Regions from separate parts of the Homo sapiens genome. Here region 1 is linked to region 2. A link is a loop called in an ENCODE intact Hi-C map of the cell type or tissue named here. Cell type or tissue: chondrocyte. All regions are shown on one strand. Links, peaks and the distances in the headings refer to the core of each region. The heading gives the core; the rest is flanking DNA.

What was found. Peaks named below come from ENCODE experiments on the same cell type or tissue, not always from the same donor. Only the 100,000 strongest peaks of a DNase experiment are listed, where the experiment ranks them.
Region 1: it touches region 2 in a loop (9-fold over the local background); 2 of 110 quality-filtered maps call a loop at or near these places.

The regions. Positions count from the first base shown.
Region 1 is chr11:71,858,599-71,869,912 of GRCh38, forward strand. All of the region lies in intron 6 of XNDC1N-ZNF705EP-ALG1L9P (XNDC1N-ZNF705EP-ALG1L9P readthrough), which reads right to left. It also overlaps the pseudogene DEFB130C and a transcript of XNDC1N not described here. Among named protein-coding and RNA genes, the nearest start is that of DEFB131B, 14 kb to the right of the region's middle. RefSeq lists a silencer at 3,052-3,252. In chondrocyte, for the core only: CTCF peaks have their summits at 5,581 and 5,792; no DNase peak of the experiment used is centred there.
Region 2 is chr11:72,010,946-72,022,259 of GRCh38, forward strand. NUMA1 (nuclear mitotic apparatus protein 1) reads right to left here. Exons shown (of 27, transcript NM_006185.4): 8 at 10,259-10,346; 9 at 8,549-8,672; 10 at 7,878-8,035; 11 at 7,451-7,568; 12 at 7,238-7,355; 13 at 6,742-6,882; 14 at 5,463-5,585; 15 at 1,950-5,315; 16 at 1,456-1,497. It overlaps NUMA1-AS1 (NUMA1 antisense RNA 1), which reads left to right and starts at 3,346. Exons shown (of 4, transcript NR_104178.2): 1 at 3,346-5,942; 2 at 6,414-7,349; 3 at 7,950-8,064; 4 at 9,381-9,974. RefSeq lists enhancers at 4,000-4,747, 6,904-8,103. In chondrocyte, for the core only: CTCF peaks have their summits at 4,895 (motif pointing left) and 5,094; no DNase peak of the experiment used is centred there.

The DNA of each region.
Region 1 (11,314 bases), core at 1,622-9,621, 150 kb before region 2:
ATTATTTTGGTTGTCTGAGTTCTTTTATGGTTTCGTATGAATTTTAGAATAGTTTTTTCTATTCTGTGAAAAATGTCATTGGTAGTTTTATAGGAATAGCACTGAATCTATAAATTGCTTTGTGCAGTATGGCCATTTTCACAATATTCATTCTTCCAATCCACAGCAGGGAATATTTTTCTATTTGTGCCATCTGTGATTTCTTTCAGTAGTGATTTGTAGTGTCATTTGTAGAGATCTTTCACCTCCTTGGTTAAATGTATTCATGGGTATTTAATTTTTTGTGTGGCTATTGTAAATGGGATTGCATTCTTGACTTGGCTCTCGGGTTGAATATTATTGGTATATAGAAAGGCTACTGATCTTGTACATTGATTTTGCATCCTGAATCTTTACTAAAGTTGTCTATCAGGTCCAGGAGGCTTTGAAAGAATCTTTAGGGTTTCTTAAGTGTAGAATAATATCATCTACAAAAAGAGGTAATTTGATTTCTTCTTTTCCTATTTGGATGCCTTTTACTTCAAAAGGCTGATTGCTCTGGCTCATATTTCCAGTACTATGTTGAGTAGGATGGTGAGAGAGGGCACTCTTGTTTTGTTCCAGTTCTGAGATTCTTTTAAGTGAAATCAAAGCTACTCAATTGTTTGATCTTTACCTAATCTGTGGACATGTTGAGATTCACCTCACATATGATTGTCTCCTTCTGAAGGAGCTTATGCAATTCTCATTTGGTTCTCAGCTTTAGTCAGAAGATACAATTAAGGTCAGATACACTTGTAGTGACATCTGATGTGAAATTATGTGATGGTAATAATTTCAAATTAAAATAAAATTTAGTGGCAGTTGTTTTTATTTTAGATAATAAAACCCATGTACAGATAAAGAATGTGATTTTACTCAGATCACATAGGTAGTAGCAACATTGCAGCTAAAAGCAAATCTCTTTAATCTGGGTCAATGTTGTTTTTAATCAATCCATAGGTGTAGATATGCATACAAAAATGATAACTCTGATTTCTGTCAGACTTTTTTCTCAAAATCTTCTAGTTATATATTGAGGAAACTAAGGAGGTTTTCTGCTATATGTGACAACTTGGATGAACCTGGAGGACATTATGCTAAATGACGTAAGCCAGTCACAGAAGACAAATACTGCATGATTGCACTTATATGAGGTACCTAAAATAGTCAAACTCATGGAAACAAGTAGCAGAATAGTGGTTTCCAGGGACTGGGGAGGGAGGAGGAAATAGGGAGTTGCTATTTAATGAGTAAAAGTTTTCAGTTTTATTAGATGAATAAGCTCTAAATATCAACTGTACAATACTATATCTATAACACTTAAAAAGTTCTTAAGAAGGTAGATCTCACTTTAAGTGTTATTACCACAATAAAATAAACGATGAAGAACAAGAGGTTATTTGAGGTTGAAAGCTGAGTTAATCTCCCCACAGATACGAGAAGAATCCTTCAGAGGCCTGCCTTTCAAGCCGTGACATCTTCCTGGAGGAATAGAAATATCAGCCCTTCTTTGTTCCTTCCAAATCAGTTATACCAGGAAGAAGCATTAAATGAAGGTCCTATAATTCTGCACAGGAGGGAATCACTTTTGAATAGCCAGGTTTCTTGTGATCAGAGGATATTAAAACCATACGTAAAGGTCAAAATGCCTTACTTGTGCATATTGAGATGTTCTTGGACACATTATGAAGTGGGACTCAGAACACTCAGGTCGAAAAATAGGATTTTCATTATCAGTTTTGTATGGTCTCTTAGTACTAAATAGTTAATTGCTGAGCTGTCTATACAATTTAATAATACTGCACTCCAAAAATTCTGATCTTAATCTCTGCTGTGACTGCCGGGCATGTAGAATTTATCAGGTGTCTAGAAGCATTCTGATAATCTTAGAAATTTTATAACTCCTATGTAACTTTTATCTCATAAAATTTCTTTTAAGAAAAATTGAGTGGCTAGATCATGAAGAGTTTTGTTAAAGACATTTTTACCCCCAAAAAATCCAATTAAGTAAAAAAAATTATTGTTTTCATGAAAAAATGTCTCCAAAGTAATTACGTAGTCTGAAATATTAGTTTATCAGCTTAATGTCTGATGAATATTTAGTTATAGTTACTTGAATATATTTTTTATATATCCTTATATTTATTCAAAAAAGAATCCATGGTATCCTATAAAAATTGGAATAGTTCATATAGATTTATATGTATACACAAACATACATATAAATGCTGCGAATATGAGTCTAAAGAGGTTAGAATGGCATAAATCTTGGATTGCTGCATTAGCTCTCTGAGAATTAAGAAAATTATAGCATTCTTCTTACACTGACTGTGAAGAATAACATAATATCTAAATACATGACATTGGACAGGAGCAGAAGACAGCTTGAACTCACATTATGTAGAGAAAAGGAAACTGCGCTTCTATTTTTTGACTGATAAAGTTCCAGGAAGAGCCTGTTCCATTTAAATCCTCTACATCACCCAAAAAAAAACTTTAAAGTTACTGACTCAATGAGTTCTAATGCTAAGAAAGTTATATCCTTTTAGAAAGTAGATGAATGCGCTATTAAGGGTCTTTTCCAGTGTGATTCTAAGTCCTTCTCACTGCATCCACGGAAATTAATGTTGTGATATAATATGAAGTGAACATCTAAATTGTTTCTTTTTCCAAAGGCACTTATTAAATATGCATCCTTTCCTCAACTGCCATGTGATATAACCATTATAACATATTAATGTCAAATAAACTCTAAAGTGTATTAGAGAGTGCCTCTCTTCTTTTGCTCTATATGTATATACTTCTGTCAATAAGTCTGAAAATAAATGTGAATATCTGGGAAGAAATTTTCTTCCTCATGAATGAGGAATATGAATCTGAATATGAATTAAGTAATTTAATCTTATCTTTTTGACTTAAACTAGTGCCCTTGGCATGATGATATGTCACAGTCATCGGTAAAAAGGGAGATTATAACTCTTTGGCTTCATGCTCAAAGCATACCTCTTTAAATTAAGCTTCCCATGTAGCAAGAAGCACATCACTGGTAGGATGAATTGTTCCACTCCTTTTGAGTGAAGCAAGGGACAGCTCCCAAATAGAGGAATTGGCACTATCTTAGGCTACATGCTGTGTCAGTAGGCTGAACTCTACAGTATAGTGGGTTACGCATCCTACTGAGAGGAAGTTCACTCTTTTGGCTTCAGCTGAAGATTCACATTCCACCTCATTTTGCATGGGATGCCTCTAAGTTCACATGCATAGGCCTCCTTGATGCCATACTCTGCCTCTTACTATATCTTTCCCAGTACTAATAACCCCCGATTTTAGCTTCATTTAAAAAGTCTGACAATGTTGCCAGATGTTAAATGTATGGATGAAGTTATCAGGGAAAAGACCAACAGCTAGCAACAGGTCTGCTATGCTTCTCAGCATGAAGCCTGTGTTCTGTGTAGACAATGCAGTTGAACCAGCGCCTTCCACAACTGGCTGGGGAGACTTCAGGTCTCTCTCTGAAAGGCAGCCACTTTCTCTTCCACAATAGTCTTGGAAAAAAGAGAGAATATTACAAGATATTACCCAACTCCCCCATCATGATATTCTCTTGGTGCACAGAAACCCTGAGTTTATAAACTGCTAGTCTGATAGTAGAGTATAATACCAGACTGCACTAGGTTGAAGCTTCTAACAAGAGTGGAAGACAATCTTGCATAGGTTATGAGCACTCAGTTCCAAAAGGCTGCATTGGTTTTTCTGGCTATGGATTTATTTCTACAGAATAGAGAAACAATAATGATAGCCTAGTTTAAATACAAAACAATAACAAAAAACAACAAAAAGATTGAGAGCTGAAAAGGCCACCAAACAGTTACTCATCTACAGAAGCAAAGAAGCCAGAGGTAGTATATTAGAGGACAGTAAAAACAAAATAAGATCCAGGTGTGTTAACAGGATGGTTCAGGAACTAATGTCTGTTAATGAACATCAGCAAAAGTGTTTTTCTTATGTAACATCTGCAGTGATATACAGTAGGAAAAATAAACTATGGTTGTGCTGAGAAGGCAAGAGAAAGGATAGTAAGCATAGAGAAAACTACTGAATTAGACCACACCCTTAGCCATATGCTTCTCAACAACCAGATGAATTAAGAGAACATGTGGATACACTTAAGGGAAAATACCTTTTAGCTCTGTGAGTAATTCTCTCCAGGTGTCTGTCTGTCTATCTATCTATCTATCTATCTATCTATCTATCTATCTATCCATTCCTCCATCTATCTATGAGGTATTGAGCAACATAGGAAAGGTATTTCTTGCATAGTCCTGAAATGAGGAAATTAGTTTAGATAAAATCTAAAGGATTGATAGGCTTTCTATGAAAGGAGATGAAGATATGAACATGAACCATTTGATAGGGATGATGTATGCACAGATGGGAATTTGGAGGGACACATACTTCCTTTGAAACTGTTTCTTAGTGGTGGCATTGTTGGTGTTTGGTGCAAGACAATTCCTTAGGTGAAAAATTTAGCAATGCTGTGCTATCTGCTAAATACCAAAGACACCTTCCCTAGGCATGGTGGCAAGAACAAATGGTCCCACACATTTCAAAATGTACTGCACTAGGGGAGGACAGTCCCTTTAAAGAATTTTAGAAATTGGCTTATTTCCTCCAGGGTGTATATAATCTACAATCTTAGCTCCCTTCCCATAAAAAGGCACTATTTCTGTCTACGAGTCTGATCCTTTCATATAGACAATGTTTTCTTTCCTCTCCCAAAGCCATTCTTCTGGGGGTTTATTGTTTTATGTATATTTTCAATAGTGAATTAATGATGTTCTTAAATCTCTTCCTGTGTAGGAAAGACTGGCGTTATTCCAGGACAAAAACAGTGTATTGCTTTGAAAGGGGTGTGCAGAGACAAACTATGCAGCACACTAGATGATACCATTGGTATATGTAATGAAGGAAAAAAATGTAGAAGGTGGTGGATACTTGAGCCCTATCCAACTCCGGTTCCCAAAGGAAAATCTCCTTAGGTGGGAGCAAACGTTAAGTCCTTTGAACTCCAGAATGGATGGATAAATTTTGCACTCCTGTTTAACCCAATTTCTTATTCTTCCTTGACTGGAAATAAATGTTGTCCTAATCCCACGTGTACTGACTGCCTCCTGGAGCATTTCTTCTTGATGCACATGCAAGCCTCTTAAGAACTATAAGAATAAAATAAATAACAGAAGAATCGCATACCCTATAGGTACTTATAAAAAATATGTTTCTAAGAAAAAAAGATAAAAATGTTAAATATGTAGAACAATAAGAATATGAAGTATCAGTAGGCAGTGTTTGATTATTTGAAGTGCAATGTCAGTCTGCTTCCTCATCCAGTTCTGAACAAATATCATTTTCATTACTAATAGAGACCTACTTAGATAATATGGGTTAAAGCCTGCTAATCATGTGACCTTGCTAACATTGCACCTGAGAATTAGGCGCATGACCATTCCAGTCATTCCAGCACTTGAAGCAGGTCTCCCCTCTACTGCCCCCTGCCCCTAGAGAAGTAGAAAAGAAGACCTGCTTTCTACAAGTAGGCTCACTAGGAGGAGCTGTAGAGCTGAAGACTTGCTAACTCAGCATGCCTGGTTAGTTCTTTCCAAACTCTCCATCAGATAACTCCATTTCCTGGGGCCAAGAAAATTAAAGGGCAGGGAGGATACCAGGAGTATGACATGGCATGAGTGTCACAAAGATGGAAAACATCTAGAATGAGGCCAAATTACCTCACAAACAAAATTCAAGAGTTTGTATTTTTTTAACCACAAAGCTTATGGTCAATGAATCAGGGGAGGATGGGTTATCTCCCTATGCAGAGATGTCAGGAGTCTATTAAAATAACGCTAATCTCATCTTCATGGATCTGTTTCTTCAATACTAGTCATTACTTTTTCTATATCTTCTCAGAATCCCTCATGAACGGCATATTACTCTGAGATCAGATTCTAAGCTAATCTCAGAATAATACACTAATACAATTTTTACCATATACATTTTACACATAGCTGAAAATTTACATCTTCTCTTCTTTGTCATCTTAAGTTATGTGCCACTACATTATCCAGTGTAGCACATTAGAGATTCTTTGATAATTAAATGACATTAAGAGACTTTAAAAGTCATAAATAACCTCCTATATTAAAATGCTAAAAAAGAAAAATTTCCCACATTTGAATATAAACAAGTGTTCTTATAAAATTTCTAGGCATAAATTGAAGTTCAAAGATTGAATCTCTTCAATCTCTATGTTAAAGCACAAAGACATTAGAATCCAAATGAATTACTGCCTGAAATGAAATTATCTTCCCCTTGTTAAGTACAAATTTTTCTATTAAATGTAAGCAAAAAAAAAAAAATCACTCATTCCTTATTATCCGTCTTAGTGAATTAGTGAAAGTTTCTTCAGAGACTTGACATTGAATTAATATAACATCTCAACTCACTGAAGCAAAAAGAACATTTTTTTTTTTTTTTCGAGATGGAGTCTCGCTCCGTCACCCAGGCTGGAGTGCAGTGGCGCGATCTCAGCTCACTGCAAGTTCCTCCTCCCGGGTTCCCGCCATTCTCCTGCCTCAGCCTCCTAAGTAGCTGGGACTACAAGCGCCCGCCACCACGCCTGGCTAATTTTTTGTATTTTTAGTAGAGACGGGGTTTCACCGTGTTAGCCAGGATTGTCTCGATCTCCTGACCTCGTGATCCGCCCACCTCGCCCTCCCAAAGTGCTGGGATTACAGGCGTGAGCCACCGCGCCTGGACATAACGTTTTTTATCTCTGAGCAAGAAGAAAAAACAGCTAAGGGAAATGAAAAAGATAAGGAACAAAAAGAATCAGTCCAGAAAATCTAATTTCTTTTTATTTTTAAGTGAGACAAAGTTTATTAAGAAAGCAAAGGAATAAAAGAATGGCTATTCCATAGGCAGAGGAGCCTCTAATTTCTAATTCTGATTGTTTTTCTTAATTTTCTTTCTGATGATACTCTCGATTTTACCATACAATATTGGCCATTTAATAAAGAAGTTCAGGGACAGACAATAAAATATAAAGTAGAGCAATGTGTCTGATCTCCAGCACTGTCAACATTTTGAGAAGAACAGTTTTTTTTTTTTGCTGTGGGGATGTTTCCTTTATATTGTAGGATGTTTAGCAGCCTCTCTTGCCTCTAAAACATTTCTCCCACCTGTGAGCAAAAAATAAGTAAATAAACAAACAAATAAAAATCTCTACACATTACTAAAAGTTCTCTGAGGGCAACATTGTCCCTAGTTGAAAACCACTATAGTAAAGAAATTATCAGTTAAAGTTGAAAGTAAATAGGAGTTAGAAAATTCACTCAAGTAGAGACTTTGCCTGTAAACTTTCAAAAAGAAAGACAGCTTCACGTATAAAATAATAGATCAGAAAAGTCTTCTGACAATCCAAAGATGAATTATGTCTCTTTATCTGAAAGATATAGATCTAGAGATAACCCCTTTTTTTTTTTTTTACTGCTGTGCTTGTTGTTATAAATACCTGACCATATCTTAACCATTGAGATTTTAGGGCAATGTTGCTCTGATATCTCATCCAGAGGTGCAGAAATCCACGTTTTAGGACATTTAAAAGATTTCTGGGGAAAGGCTGTCTGTGCCTTTTGATAATAAGACTGGGTGAATTACATGCAATCTGTTGGAGTACTTGACTATATCTTCTGGAGAAGGCCATGTTTACTGTATACAATGATATGATTCTGTGCATGGAACATATTATATTGATACTAATTTATGAAGGCATAGTTGATAAACCCCAAAGGAGTTAATTTTATTGTTATATAAAGGCAAAGGCAGGCTGGACACAGTGGCTCACACCTGTAATCCCAACACTTTGGGAGGCCGAGGTCAGGAGTTCAAGACCAGCCTGGCCAACATGGCAAAACCCCGTCTCTACTAAAAATACAAAAATTAGCCAGGCATGGTGGTGGGTGCCTGTAATCCCAGCTACTCAGGAAGCTGAGGCAGGAGAATCACTTAAACCCAGGAGGGAGAGGTTGCAGTGAGCCGAGATTGCGCCACTGTACTCGAGCCTGGGCGACAGAGCAAGACTCCATCTAAAAAAAAAAAAAGACAAAGGCAATACTATATAACATGAAAGCTTGAGATACTCTCAGACCTTTGCCAGTTGTACATTTAGAAGTTTGTTTTGTTCTTTCTATCTTTCTGGAAAATTTGATATGATCGAGACAATAGAGTTTCCAAATAAATGGCAAGTCACAAAAATACTTGAAAATAGTCCAAGTAAAATGGATTTTACTATCACTAGAAAAAGATTGCAATTTCCATATTCAAAATACAAAATAAAATATTTTTGCTGCTGTAAGAACCATAACTCATATAACCTTGAAAGGTTTTTATATTAGATGTAAAGTAGTATGACACCCAATGATAGACTGTGATGGGTTAAAGAGCAATACTATGAACACTAAAGCAACTGTTAAATAACACAACAGTTTAATAACAAAAAAAATTGAATAATCACAATGACCCAACTACTTGAAAAAAAGAAGAAAAAGAAATCAAAGAACAAATGAAACAGAACATCTGTAAGATGGCTAAGTAGAAGGTCCCCAGCCTTCATCCACCCACAGAACAGTGATTTGGCAACCATCCATGGATAAAATGTCTTTGTGGGAACATCAGGACCCAGTCAGGAGGTCATGACAACCCACTAGAGCCCAAGACCAAGGAAAACTGCTTTGAGAAGGCAGGCCCATGCCCCTGGGAGTAGGCTCACCAGTCATAGTCCTGGCCATGAACACAGAAACACCGCCATCTGCCTGTGGACCCTGCTGCAGCCCTGCTTACATGTGGTTCCAGATGCAGCCTCAAAAGTCATTCCCAAAAGTCATTCAGGAGCAGGTTGTTTAATTTCCATGTAATTGTATGGTTTTTAGTGATTTTCCTAATATTTATTTCTATTTTTATTGGGATGTGGTCAGAGAGTGTGGTTGGTATAATTTCAAGTTTTTTGAATTTGCTGAATATTGTTTTATGGCCAATCACATGGTTGATTTTAGAGTGTGTACCATGTGCAGATGAGAAGAATGTGTATTCTGTTGTTGGGTGGACTGTTCTGTAGATGTCTTTTAGGTCCATTTGGTCAAGTGTTGAGTTAGGGCCTAAATATCTTTGTTAGTTTTCTCTCTCAATGATCTGTCGAATGCTGTCAGTGAGGTGTTGAAGTCTCCCACTACTACTGTGTGGTTATCTAAGTCTTTTTGTAGGTCCCTAATAACCTGTTTTATGAATTTGCGCACACTTGTCTTGGGTTCATATATATTTAAGATAGCTAAGTCTTCTTGTTGAATTGAACCCTTTACCATTATGTAATGCCCTTCTTTGTCTATTTCTATCTTTGTTGGCTTAAAGTCTGTTTTGTCAGAAATTAGAATGGCAACCCCTGCTTTTTTGTTTCCCATTTGCTTGGCAGATCTTTCTTTGAGCCTTTACTTTGAGCCTATGAGTGATGGGCTTACATGCAATGACACTGAAGACAGCATACAGTTGGGGCTTGCTTCTTTATCCAACTTGCCACTTTGTGCCTTTTAAGTAGGGCATTTAGTCCATTTATGTTCAAGGTTAATATTGCTATGTGTGGAGTTGATCCTGTTATTGTGTTGTTAGCTGGTTATTATGCAGACTTCATTGTGTGTTGCTCTATAGTGTCAATATCTATGTAATTAATTGTGTTTTGTGGTGGCTGGTACTCTTTCTTTTCCATATTTAGCACTCCCTTAAGGACCTCTGCCCTTAAGGCATGTCTGATGGTAACAAATTTCCTTAGCATTTGCTTGTCTGAAAAGGATTTTATTTCTCCTTTGCTTATAAAGTTTAGTTTAGATGGATATAAAATTCTTGGTTGGGATTTCTTGTCTTTAAGAATGCTGAATGTAGGCCCACAATCTCCTCTGGCTTATAGAGTTGCAGCTTAACAGTCCACTGTTAGCCTAATGGGATTCCCTTTGTGGGTTACCTGCTCCTTTTCTCTAGCTGCCTTTAATACTTTTTCTTTCATGTCGACCTTGGAGAATCTGATGACATATGTCTAGGGGATGGTTGTCTTGTGTAGTATCTTGCAGGGGTTCTCTGCATTTCCTAAATTTGAATCAACCTCTCTAGTGAGGTTGGGGAAATTTTTATGGAAGATATCCTCAAATATGTTTCCCAAGTTGTTTGCTTTCTCTCCTGCTCTTTCAGGGATGCCAGTGAGTCATATATCTGGTCGCTTTACATAATTCCATATTTCTCAGAGGTTTGTTCATCTTTTTGAATTCTTTTTTCTTTATTTTTGTCTAACTGAACAAGTCTTCTATTTCTGAGATTCTTCCCTCAGCATGGTCTATTTTTTTATTATTATTATACTTTAAGTTCTAGGGTACATGTGCACAATGCGCAGGTTTGTTACATATGTATACATGTGCCATGCTGGTGTGCTGCACCCATTAACTCGTAATTTACACTAGGTATATCTCCTAATGCTATCCCTCCCCGCTCCCACTACCCCATGACAGGCATCAGTGTGTGATGTTCCCCTTCCTGTGTCCAAGTGATCTCATTGTTCAATTCCCACCTATGAGTGAGAACATGTGGTGTTTGGTTTTCTGTCCTCGGGATAGTTTGCTGAGAATGATGGTTTCCAGCTTCATCCATGTCCCTACAAAGGACATGGAATCATCCTTTTCTTATGGCTGCATAATATTCCATGGTGTATGTGTGCCACATTTTCTTAATCCAATCTATCACTGATGGGCATTTGGGTTGGTTCCAAGTCTTGCTATTGCGAATAGTGCTGCAATAAACATACGTCTGCATCAGCATGGCCTATTTTGCTGTTAATACCTGTGATTGTATGATTAAATTCTCATAGAGAGTTTTTCATATCTATCAGATCAGTTTTGTTCTTTCTTAAAAGGGCTATTTTGTCTTTCAACTCATATCATTTTATTAGATTCCTTAGATTCCTTGAATTTGGTTTCAACTGTCTCCTGAATCTCGATGATCTTCATTCCTATCTTGATTCTAAATTATATGTCTGTCATTTCAGCCCAGTTAAGAACCATTGCTGAGGAACTACTGCAGTCCCTTGAAGGTAAGAAGACACTCTGGCTTTTTGAGTTGCCAGAGTTCTTGTGCTGCTTCTTTTTAATCTGTGTAGACTGATGTTTCTTTAATCTTTGGTGTCGCTGTCTGTATTAATCTGTTC
Region 2 (11,314 bases), core at 1,173-9,172:
GGATCCCCAGTGTTCCTAGAATAAACTCAGGCCCTTTCTCTGGCCTCCAATTACGGAACAGCCTGCTGCCCAGGCTGCTTGGCAGGGCCTGAATGAGGCAACCTAACACATAGATGTTGCCAGGGCCAACTGTTCTTGCGTCTACCCTGAGCCTGCAGAGACAGAGGCCTGCCCAACCCCCGTCACCTCCAAAATCAGGAGAATTGACTCTGGGGAGCCGACACCTCACCACCACCTTGCTGCCGCCACACTCTGCAGCCGCAACCTTCCCAGGACCTAGTCTGTAATTCTAGTAGACATACTCAATGAATTCCCATGCCTCCCTCCCAGAAACTGCCAAAGCCCAAGCCCACAGATGCTCAGACCTCTTCCCAACATCCACAGGCCGTTAGGGCTGGTGCTAGCAGCATGGCTGCTGTGGTTAGCATTGGGGAACAGATTGCTGGAAGACAAGAGCAGGGGCAGCACATGTACTCCAAAGCCCACCCCACTCCTACAAAGAGGAAGAGCACAGGGAGTAGGGGAAAAGAGAGAACATAACAGCCCCATGCACCCTTGGCTGCTCCAAGCATTCTGGGAGTTCAAGCATGACCAGGCAGCACAGGGGAGAGGCAAGGGCTCCATTGCTAACTGTTTGCTATTCACTTTGATTGTCCCCCACTATCACAGGCTCCTTAGAGGAGGGCCCAATTTTTCAGCAGCCCTGGGGTGGCTGGGTAGGAGAGTGATGGAGAAAGGGTGCTCTATAGCCTCGATGTCTCAGAAACACCAGCTCTATAGCCTCGATGTCTCAGGCAACACAGAGATGATTCCCATGAGAAAGAGGCAGCCAGACCATGTGACCCCCACTCCCCCGCCCCCATCTGGTATAGACCCCTCCTGCTCCTTCACCCTCGGTCTTCCTGCTACAGACATCTCTATGCTGTGCTCGGGGTTAGAGCCCCAGAAAGTGATGGGCAAGTGTCCTAAGCCCACAATCCTCCCTAACCTGTGGGGGCTGCCTCGCATATCACCTTCAAGGCTTCCATAAAGCTGTACTCTGGGAAAAAGGGACACCATGTTAAACAAGGCCGACACGGTAATTCTGCTGTTCCTCTTAGTCGGGTATCCTTAACTAGACACAGTACTTGGGAAGTTCTCGAATCCCAAGGATTGTGTCTGTCATTGGTTCAGGGTGGGAAAGATGAAGCCAGTGCTACCCCTTGTCCCTGATAGGCAAATGAGAGAAGGTGCAGAAGGGTGGAGAGGCCGACCTGGGATGGGTGGGATGAGGCCTGAGAGAGCCCAGCACACCACACTCCTGGGCAGCCTGGGCCTGGATTCCATGGCTTGACCCTGCCCCCTTCACAAACAGTTCACAACAGGAGCTGGCGGAGGCAAGCTGCAGCCGGGCTCATGCACCAAGACTGGTCACCGTTTAAGCAGCCAGCATTTAGCGAGGACCTCAGGCATTACCTGCTTAGTTTGCTCTCTCTGAAATACCTCTAGCTGCTCCACCTGTACATGGGGGAGGAGCAACAGAGACAGAGTGAGATGAGGCCAAAGAAGCACCAGCCCTGCTGCCAGGCTGACCTCACTGAGGCTCTGATACTTTCCCCTAAGGAGCTAGATTGACAGTAAGTTTAAAAATGCCAGTTAGGCTGATTCTAATCCCCAGTGGCTCCTGAGGCATCCAGTGCAGGTGTGCCTCTGAACAGGCTGGTGGTCATCACAACTTGACTCTCTAGTGACAGAGCCTTCAGGGGAGGGGAGGCCACTGACATTTTCTTTAGGATGACAGGGGCAACAGACTTGAACTCCACCAGCCACCTCTCCTTTTCTGCCACCCAGTGAATGAGGAAAGGCAAGACACTCCAGTGTAGGAGCTAGAGGCCCTGGACACAGAGGATCGATGTCCCCGCGCTCTCAGCTCCTGATCTTTGGGAGGGTGGTTGGGCTGAGTACCTTACCTGGGCAGTGAGTTTCTGCCTCTCTTCCTGGAACCGCTGCCTCTCCTCCAGGACCTTGACCTTGGCACCCTCATACTTGGCAGTCATCACCTCCAGCTCCCGGGCAGTGCTCTGTGCTTCTCGCTGCACCTCAGCCAGACGGGTCTCAGCATCAGCACGTACGGCTGCCAACTCTTGGACATACTTCTCCCGGGCCTGGTCCAACTCCACTTCCAGAAACTGCCGGCCAAGGTTGGCCCGCTCACCCAGCCCCCGGTTCTCCTCTGCCAGCAGGCCATGCGCCTTCTTCAGCATGCTCAGCTGCTCTGCATAGCTGGCCTTCTCTGCCCGCAGCTGCTGAGCTGTTCGCTCCTGCTCTGCCACCTTCTGCCGCAGAGGAATCAGCTCCCCAAGCTCCCGCTGGGCCCGCAGCAGCTCTGCCCGCAGTCCCCCAGCGGCCTGCTTGCTCTGCTCCAGCTCCTCACGGTGGCGTTTCTCGGCAGCGGCCTGCTCGGCCTGCAGCTGCTGGCAGAGGTGCTTAGCTGGCAGCAGCTCACTCACCAGGGCCTGTGTGCTGGTGTGCTCGAGCTGCAGGGTGGAGAGGGCCTGCTCTTTCTGGAAGAACTTCTCCTGCCACGCCTTCAATTCTTGGCCCAGCTCCTCCGCACGCTCAGCCTGTGAGGTCAGCTCCTGCCGCAGGTTCTCTGAAGCCACCCGCTGTTTCTCAGCCTCCTCCCGGAGGCTCTGCACCTCCTCCCGCAGAGCAGAGCTGCGTTCTGCAGCTCTGGCACTGTTGCTGGCTGTCTCTGCCTGCAGCAGGCGCAGCCTCTCCTCCAGCTTCTGGCTCTTCTCTGACTCGGCCATCACCAGCCGCTTCAACTCCTTGCTCTCCCCCTCCTTCTCCAGGACCTGGCGATTCAGGATGGACACCTCCTCCTCCAAGCTGCTGATGAGGCTATTTTTCCTCTCAGCCTCTTGCCGGCCCCGGGCCACCTGGGCCTTCCACTCATCTTCAGCCTTGCTGTGGTCTTGTACCTTGGTGCGGAAGGCAGCCAACTCCCGTTGGGCCGAGGCTAAGGCACTCTGACTGTGCCCTAGCTCCTGGGCCTTCTCCTCTAACTGGCCCTGCAGAGTCTCCAGAGCACTGTCCCGCTCAGCCCGGGAGGCCCGCTCAGCCTCGAGGCTGCGTTCCAGGCTGTCAGCCTGCTCCTGCTGCTTCTGGCATTGCTGTTCCAGCTTGCTCACCTCTGCCCGCAGTGCCTCCAGCTTGGGGCCTGTTGGCTCTGTCCTGCCAGCAGCCTCAGATTGGGCTCCTGAGCCAGATGCGTGCTCCTTTTCTTTCTTAGCCAGCTGTTCCTTCAGTTGCTTCACGGTTTGCCGAAGTTCCTCCAGCTCTTTTATCTGGGCTGCCTCCAGACCACGAAGCTTGGCCAACTCCTGGTCCTTGCCTTCCTTTTCCGTCAGGGCATGAGCCAGTGCCTCTTGCAGGGTAGCGAACTCCACACGCTGCTCGTTGAGGGCGTTCTGCAGCCGCATCTCAAGCTCTGCTCTGGCCGCCTTCTCCAGGGCAAGGTCAGCCTGGGCACGGCCCCGCTCCTGGGTCAGCCGCGCCACCTCCCTTTCCTGCTGCCCACGCTCCTCCTGCTGCTGCCCCTGGCTCTCCATCAGCGCGGCCCGCAGCCGTTCCAGCTCATTGCCCATCTGCTCTGCCTCCCGCTCCATAGCCTGCAGCGCTGCCTGTGTGCTGCAGAACTGGCGTCCCTGTTGCTCTTCCAGCCACTCGGGCTGTCTGTCTCCTGCCCTCGCAGGCTCCTTGACTAACTCCCGGGAGGCTGTTTCCTGCTGCTCACCTGCCTTGCGCACCAAGGTCTCCAAGCGGGCCACCTCTTTGCTGGTGGCAGCCATCTTTTCCTGCAGAGTGGAGAGGTCATCTGCAAGCTTCTGGGCCCTGACTTCCTTCTCTTGGACCTGCTGGAGTGCTCTGGCCAGGTTGGCATGGAGCTCAGCTAGTTCGTTCTGCTGCCGGCTTATCTGGAGCTCGCTGTGGGATTCTATGCCTGCCACCTTCTCCTTTGCCTCCTGCAGCTCCTGGCGGGCCTTCTCACATTCCTCCTTCAAAGTCATCAGCTGTTCCTGGAACATGGCGCCATACTGTGCCTCCTCTTGCTGGCTATCCTCATACCGCTCACGCCAGGCAGCTACTTCTTTGACGAGCTGCTCACACTCACTCTCAGCTGTGTGCTGGGCAGCCATGGCCTCTGCCAGCTCCCGCCGCAGGACTTCAGTCTCAGCCTGATGGGCCTCCCCAAGCTGCTGTAATCGAGCCTCCAGCCCCTTGCGCCCAGCCCTCTCTTCTTCCAGCTCCTTTCGTTCCCGCTTATGCTGCTCCACCAGGCTTCGGGTCTCTGCCTTCAGCTCAGAGATACAACGCTGCTGCTCTTCCAGGGCATCTGCAGCCCTGCGCTTCTCCTCTTCAAGGCTGCCCTTGGTGACCTTCAAGGACTCTTTGAGGGCCTGGAGCTGCTCCTGGAGCTGGTCCTTCTCCTGGGCCACCCTTTCTTTCTCAGTTGCTTTTTGCTGCTCAGACCGCAGCTGCAACTCTAGCTCTGCAACCTGGGCCTGGGCCTCATGCTGTTCCTGGCGGGCTGTCTCAACACAGGCCTGGAGTTCCTCCACCTTCCGGCTCAGCTCTGCCTTCTCCCGCTGGGCCTGTGTCACTGAGGTCTGGGCACTGTCCCGGGCTTCATTAGCCACCTGAAGTTGCTGCTGCAGAATCTCCAGCTTGGCAGCCTTCTCCTTCTCCAGTGCCTCCAGCTGCTTGAGAGCCGCATCCCGCTCCCTTAAGGAGGCCTCTCGCTCCTCTGCAGCAGTGGCCAGTTGCTGGGCATGGTCCTGCCTAGTTGCCTCCTGCTTCTCCGCTACCTCCTTCAACTGCTGCTCCTTCTGCTTCAGGCTACTGCTTAGCTGCTCCACCTGGTGGCGGAGGCCCTGGGAGGCCTGTTCTTGCTGTTGGAGGGTCTGTGCTAGCTGGGCCTGCTTCTCTTTGGCCTGCTGCTTCAGGCCAGCCAGTTCTTGATCCTGTTGCTGGATGGTGGCATTGAGTGTGGTGAGCTCAGAGGTCAGAGAGGCCACCTGGGCAGTCAACCGGGCCCCATGAGCCTGGGAGGCCTGCTCCAGCTCTTCCTTGGCCTGGCTGAGGTTGGAGATGGAGCTCTGCAGGTCAGTGATCAGGCTAGACAGCTGCTGCTTTTCTTCTTCGAAGTGGCCCCGCTCAGCAAGCAGCTTGGCTTCCTGCTGGCCTCGCTCAGTCTCCAGCATCTCTACCCTGGCTTGGAGCTGTGTGTTGTTTGCAGCAAGAGTGGCTGCCTCTTGCTTCAAGGTTTCCAGCTGGTGGTATAAAGAGACAAACTGGGATCAGCATGACTCCTCAGTCATCAAGACTCCTCTGGAAATGGAGGAACACCAGGAACCCAAATGTACTGAATGTGAGTCCACACCAACCAGCAGCACACAGGTCTTTCTGTGCATTCCTACCTGCAAGACATCACCCAGCACCTCGCCCTTCTCCTGGGGTGGGTTATCCTGCAGCTGGGACAAGTGTTCTTCCAGCTGTGAAAGTTTTCCCTGAAGGATTTCGTTCTTCTCTTCAAGGCATTTCTGGGAGTAAATGAGACCCATGTGAACAGAGAGGGGGAACAGGCACCAGATTACCACACAAGCCCTCATAAACATCAGCAAACATGGGGCCCATCATCTTGTTACCAAGATCTCCTTTTGCCCTGGCCTAGAAAAAAGCAGAAACCATGGAACTGGGAGCATGAGGGACCTGATTCTCTAGACCTAGTTCTAAGGCACAATAAAGTCATAATGTAACCTGCTTACTACTTCCCCAAGGCTGCTGAGTTTACTTCAAATTTCCTTACCGTATACCCTTCCTCAGATAAGTCTTGAGTCCTAGATTATCCAAATCACCACCAGCTGCCCACCATCCTCTGGGCAGCAATACCACTGGCAGCAGCTGCAGCAACCCCCAGTCCCAAACCCACTTCTTCACCACTGTTCACTAAGCACCTACAATAGGCTATGCTGGGTTCATCCCTAATTTTTTTTTTTTTTTTTTTTTTTTTGAGACAGAGTCTCGCTCTATCGCCTAGGCTGGAGTGCAGTGGCGAGATCTTGGCTTACTGCAACCTCCACCTCCCAGATTCGAGAGCTTCTTCTGTCTCAGCCTCCCGAGTAGCTGGGACTACAGGCATGCATCACCACACCCAGCTTATGTGGGAGGCAGCTACTACCATTCCTCTTACAGAGCAAGAACCTGAAGCAGATGCTAAGTGCCTTGATCAAGGGCTACATGGTTATTAGTAAGTGGCCAAATTGGGTTCTTACCAATAGTAACAATCACAACTGGTTCACTGAGAGCTTACTTTACACTACACGATGTGTGAAGTGCTTTACATACGTTTTCTCATAATAGGTGATGAGGCAGCTACTCGTTACTACTCCCATTTTAGGGAAAGGATGCTTAGAAAAACAGACTGATTAACTTGTCCAAGATCCACATCTTGTGAACAGCAGAGATAGGATTGAAAGGTGTACTATAAAGTGAGGGCATTGACTGGGGAAAAAAAAAATAAGTTAAAAAAAAAAGGTGTACTAGACTGAAGCCCACAATCTTTCAATTACAGCACACTATTGAACCTTGAAGAGAAAGCAACTTAATACCCAAAGGCCCAGAAGAGCACAGTGGTAAACTGGACTCAGCTTTGCACATGTGGTCAAGACTGTGGCTGTGACCCCAGCAGAGGGTTACCTTGTCCTGCAGGGCTGCGCTGAGCTCCTTCTCCAGCTGGGCCTGCTTCTCTAGCCACTCCTGAGTGGCCTTGCTGTGCTCCTCCGTCAGCTCATTGAGGGCATCCTGTAGCTGCTGCAGATGACTGGCAAACTCCCGCAGCTGAGACGGGCAAGTGAGAATCCCCATCACCCAGAGTCAACGCTGACCCCACCACTGCTGTCTGCTCCCAGAACCCCAGGGGCTGGATGCCTCCAATTATCCTGCCAACCCTCTACAAACCAATCACAGCCATCACACCTCTAATTCAGAACTACAAATCAACATTTAGGGTCACAGCCCAGTACCCGGGAAGCCGCCAATTATGGGATAAGGAAAGGGGCAAAATATGCAGGTCTCTGGAGAGACTGAAGCATAAGACAGGTGCTGGGACATTCTTCTCAACCCTCTCTTGGGGAGCCTTCCAGACCACCTCAGCCCTGAGGGGCCTCCATGCACACACCACCTTAACACCCACCTTAAAGGAAAGGTCTCCATTCTCCTCCGAAAGCTGGTTGATTTTGCGATCCATCTGGCTCTTCTCTGTCTTCAGGTCCTGGCACTGCTTCAGGGTTTCATGCAGCCGCATGGTAAGGCTGCGAGGGAGGGAAGCAGTGAGAAGAGAGTATGGGTTCCTGGCTGGGTGAGGGGAGGGGCTGGGGCCTGGGAAGGAATGCAGGGAGAGCTGTACCTCTCATTCTTGTCACGCAGCTCCTCAAGCTCCTTGGGCTCCAGTGGGCTGGCCGCCTGCTTCTCATTCAGCAGGGCTAGGCGGTCAATGCGCTGCTGCATCATGGCTATCTGTGCATCTGCCCAGAGTGGAGGGAGGAGGAGAGGAGAATCAGAACTATGTGCATGAGCGGAACTATGTGCACAGAACTATGTGCACAAGGGGAAGGGAGGAGACGGCATAGGGAAGAGGAGGAATATGGTATCCAATCTAAGGGAAAGAGAAGATGGGGACAAAGACAGAACCTAGCTTCCAGGAGGTCAGCCTGACCACAGGCCCAGGGCTGAGCTCTCAGCTCCAGGGGCCAGCAGAGGGGACAACATGGGAGGCCAGGGGACATCCTTCCGGCAAGTCTATTCACACATCTGCCAGTGTGCCAGCCACCTACCCTTCTCGGTGAGGAGCTTGCGGTTCTCAGCTAGCTCCAGCTCCAGCTCATCCCTATTACTTCTCTCATCAGCAAGCTGCTTCTTCAGCCGTCTCATCTGGAACTGTGGGGTCTGCAGGATATCACCCATGGGAGAAGCTGGAGAACCTGAGAGAAAGCTGAGGAGGGAGAAGGCCCATATGCATTGGTAAGCGCCTAAGATCTGAAGCAATCAGCAACAGGCAGCAGTAAGGGAGCGGGGTCTATGGAAGTGCGCACTAGCAGCTGGGAGGCCTGTGCACCTGGGTTGTTTGCAGTGCTACCTCAAGCCTCATGACATGATCTTGGGAAAACTTTTCTTCTCACTGCCTTAATTTCTTTGTCAGAAAAAAAAAAAGTGATATATTCTCCTTGGCTCTGCAGAGATGTGCTAAGAGAAGAGACTTCATTGTAGTCTCCGAGGAAGAAGGGTATTCCATAAACAGGGAACAGCTTTTGAGGGAGGCCTTCTGCACATGACAAATCCCAACCACTTCCCCCAGTTAATACTGGGTGAGGTGAGGAGATCCCAGATCTACCGGATACTCTAAGCACTCCCAGAGGCTGGTTAACATCTTAACTCTAGAAGTTAGGAATGTGAGGAATGGATGGATGCTGAGGCCCTATCCCAGGAGGAGAGGCCCAGAACATACTTGTTCCCACTGGAAGAGGAGGCAACCTTCTGTAGCTCTAGGAAGCGAATCTCCCTCTTGGCCTGGTGGCTAGGTGGGGAGAGCTCTTCAGGGAATGTGCTAGAACAGGTAGAAGGCACAGGAGCTGGGGGTAAGAAATAGACAAAATAAATCAACAAAGGTTAGTAAGAAGGTGTAAAGATTTGCACCTTTATGCAATTTGAGAACTCGCCTTAGTGGGAGTATATCCATGGATACTTATATGTAAACTACCAAGGAAGGCACTGGGCAGAACCTGAAACCTGGTGCCTGGGTTATCCAGAGTTCCGTGTCTCTAACCAAAATGAAGTGCAGGGCTTCCATTTCTACAGAGCATCATTACTCAGAGCACAGTGGAGTGACGGTGTCCTCTGGCTCAGAAACTGCACCAAGTGCTCAAGCTTTTTCCTCGAGTCCACACTGCAGAGACGGCTTGGGGAGCCCTGAGCAGGATCTCCTTGCAGCCCCCAACAACCTTTCCTATCAGAGCCATTGGCCACCATTTGGAATTCATCCCCCCTGAAGCCTTGCACCTCCAAAATGCCCTCCTCCTCAAAACCCTTCTCTTTCCGTGGTTTCCGTGACCCCTTTTGTAGGACTCTCCTACCTCTAATCACCCATTCTTAAGTCTCCTCATCTGCTCCTCCCTCCTCTACCCACCCTCTAAGCTCCCAGAGATCTGATGGGGCCTCTTGGCTCTGCCCATAGTGCCCACGGCTTCAGTGGCCATCCAATGCTGACTTGCAAACCTATCTTCTGGTCCAGAGCCTGCTCCTGAATTCTGGACTCACATTTCTAACATCTCCACCTGAAGGTCTCATGAGGAACCTGAATACAAGGAACATCAAACTCAACGGCTAGAACTCGCCTAGACCTCCTTCTTACATTCCTATCATCCACCAGCTGACCTCTTCATCAGAAGACCAGCAGAACGATCACTCTTTCTACTGTAGTACCAGCCGAGGCCATTGATATATTCCGTACTTAGATTCCTTATCATTATTTCCTGGTTTATGTATCTGCCTTTCCACCTAGAACATGCACTACATGACGGGAAAAACATTTTTTAAAAGACTGTGGGCCGGGCGCAGTGGCTCATGCCTGTATTCCTAACACTTTGGGAGGCCGAGGCAGGTGGATCACCTGATGTCAGGAGTTCGAGACCAGCCTAATCAACATGGTGAAACCCCGTCTCTACAAAAAATACAAAAATTAGCCAGGTGTGGTGGCATGCGCCTGTAATCCCAGCTACTCGGGAGGCTAAGCAGGAGAATTGCTTGAACACGGGAAGTGGAGATTGCAGTGAGCTGAGATCGCACCACTACACTCCAGCCTGGGCGACAGAGAGAGACTCTGTCTCAAAAAAAAATAAAAATAAAAATAAAAAGACTGTATTCTCAGCTTCTAAGCCTAGAGTAATGATTGTTTAAAAAATAAAAAACAAAAGTAGGTATGATCACTTGTAAATATCCTACATAACTGCTGCCAGGCAGCAAGGAGGAGCTCCATAGGAACTGAGATGATACAACATGGCCCAGAAATCGACCTACTCCATTACACACACTTTTCCTGAGCATCAACTCTGCCTTGTGTTGGGGACAGAAACAAACCCCCACCATACTTGACAACTCAGGATCCTAGTATTCCCCATTTCAGAGATGAGGGGATTCTCAGGAGTGTGTACCTACTTACCTTTCTGTAGGAAGTTCTCTAGGTCCTCATTAAGGTTTAGCCCGTCCTCATGGTCCAGCACAAATTTAAGAATGACAGCCAACTCAGCCTGGGCCACAGGGAGAAAAAGAGCATCACTTAGGTGTTAGGCCTCTGAAGGGATGGCTGCCAGGAGCTCCACCCTGGCAGTGCCAGTCCCCGGCTCCCTCATGCCCTAGGAGCCTGCTGGATCCCATTCTCCCTCTCAGAGCTGAGGTCCTATGACCCAGCCAACAACATTCAACTAGAGATATGTTCACCCCACTTGTCCCCTTCCCTCCCACCTCCCCTCAAGATGTACCGAAGTCAGAGTTCCTGACTGACTTAACTCCTGACCACAAGTGAAGTGACTGTTAAGGAAAGTAACACAATCAGAAAGTTGCTTTTATTGTTATTGTTGTTAAGAAACAAGATCTTGCTCTGTCACCCAGGCTGGAGTACAGTGGCACAATCATAGCTCACTATAACCTCCAACTCCTGGAGTCAACTCCTCCTCCTCAGCTCCCCAAGTAGCTAGAACTACAGACACACACTGCCACACCCAGCTCATTTTTTTTAAAAAAAATATTTTTTGTTGAGACAGGGTCTCGCTATGTTACCCAGGCTGATCTTGAACTCCTGGCCTCAAGCAATCCTCCTGTCTCGGCCTCCCAAAGTGCTGGGACTATAGGCGTGAGCCACCACGCCCGGCCAGGAAGCTTTTATATATAACTATGTTGGCCTCTTCCAGATGACCCTACCAGAGGAAAGGATGAGATAAATGAAGTGAAAGTTCTGTGGGGGAAAAAAAACACACACACACAGAAACACATATAGGAACAGAGAATAATTTCTACGTATTATCCTAAAACACATTACAGTTAAACATATGCACATAAAAAAGGACTTGAAAGTACATCCTTTAAAAAGTTAGCAAACTCTGGGAATGAGTTTATCGGCAACTGTTATTTCCTCCTGCATGCTTTTCAACGTTTCCCAGACTTTCTATGATGAATGGCAATAATTGCTATAACTGTATTTTTAAAAAGTCCAGTATCT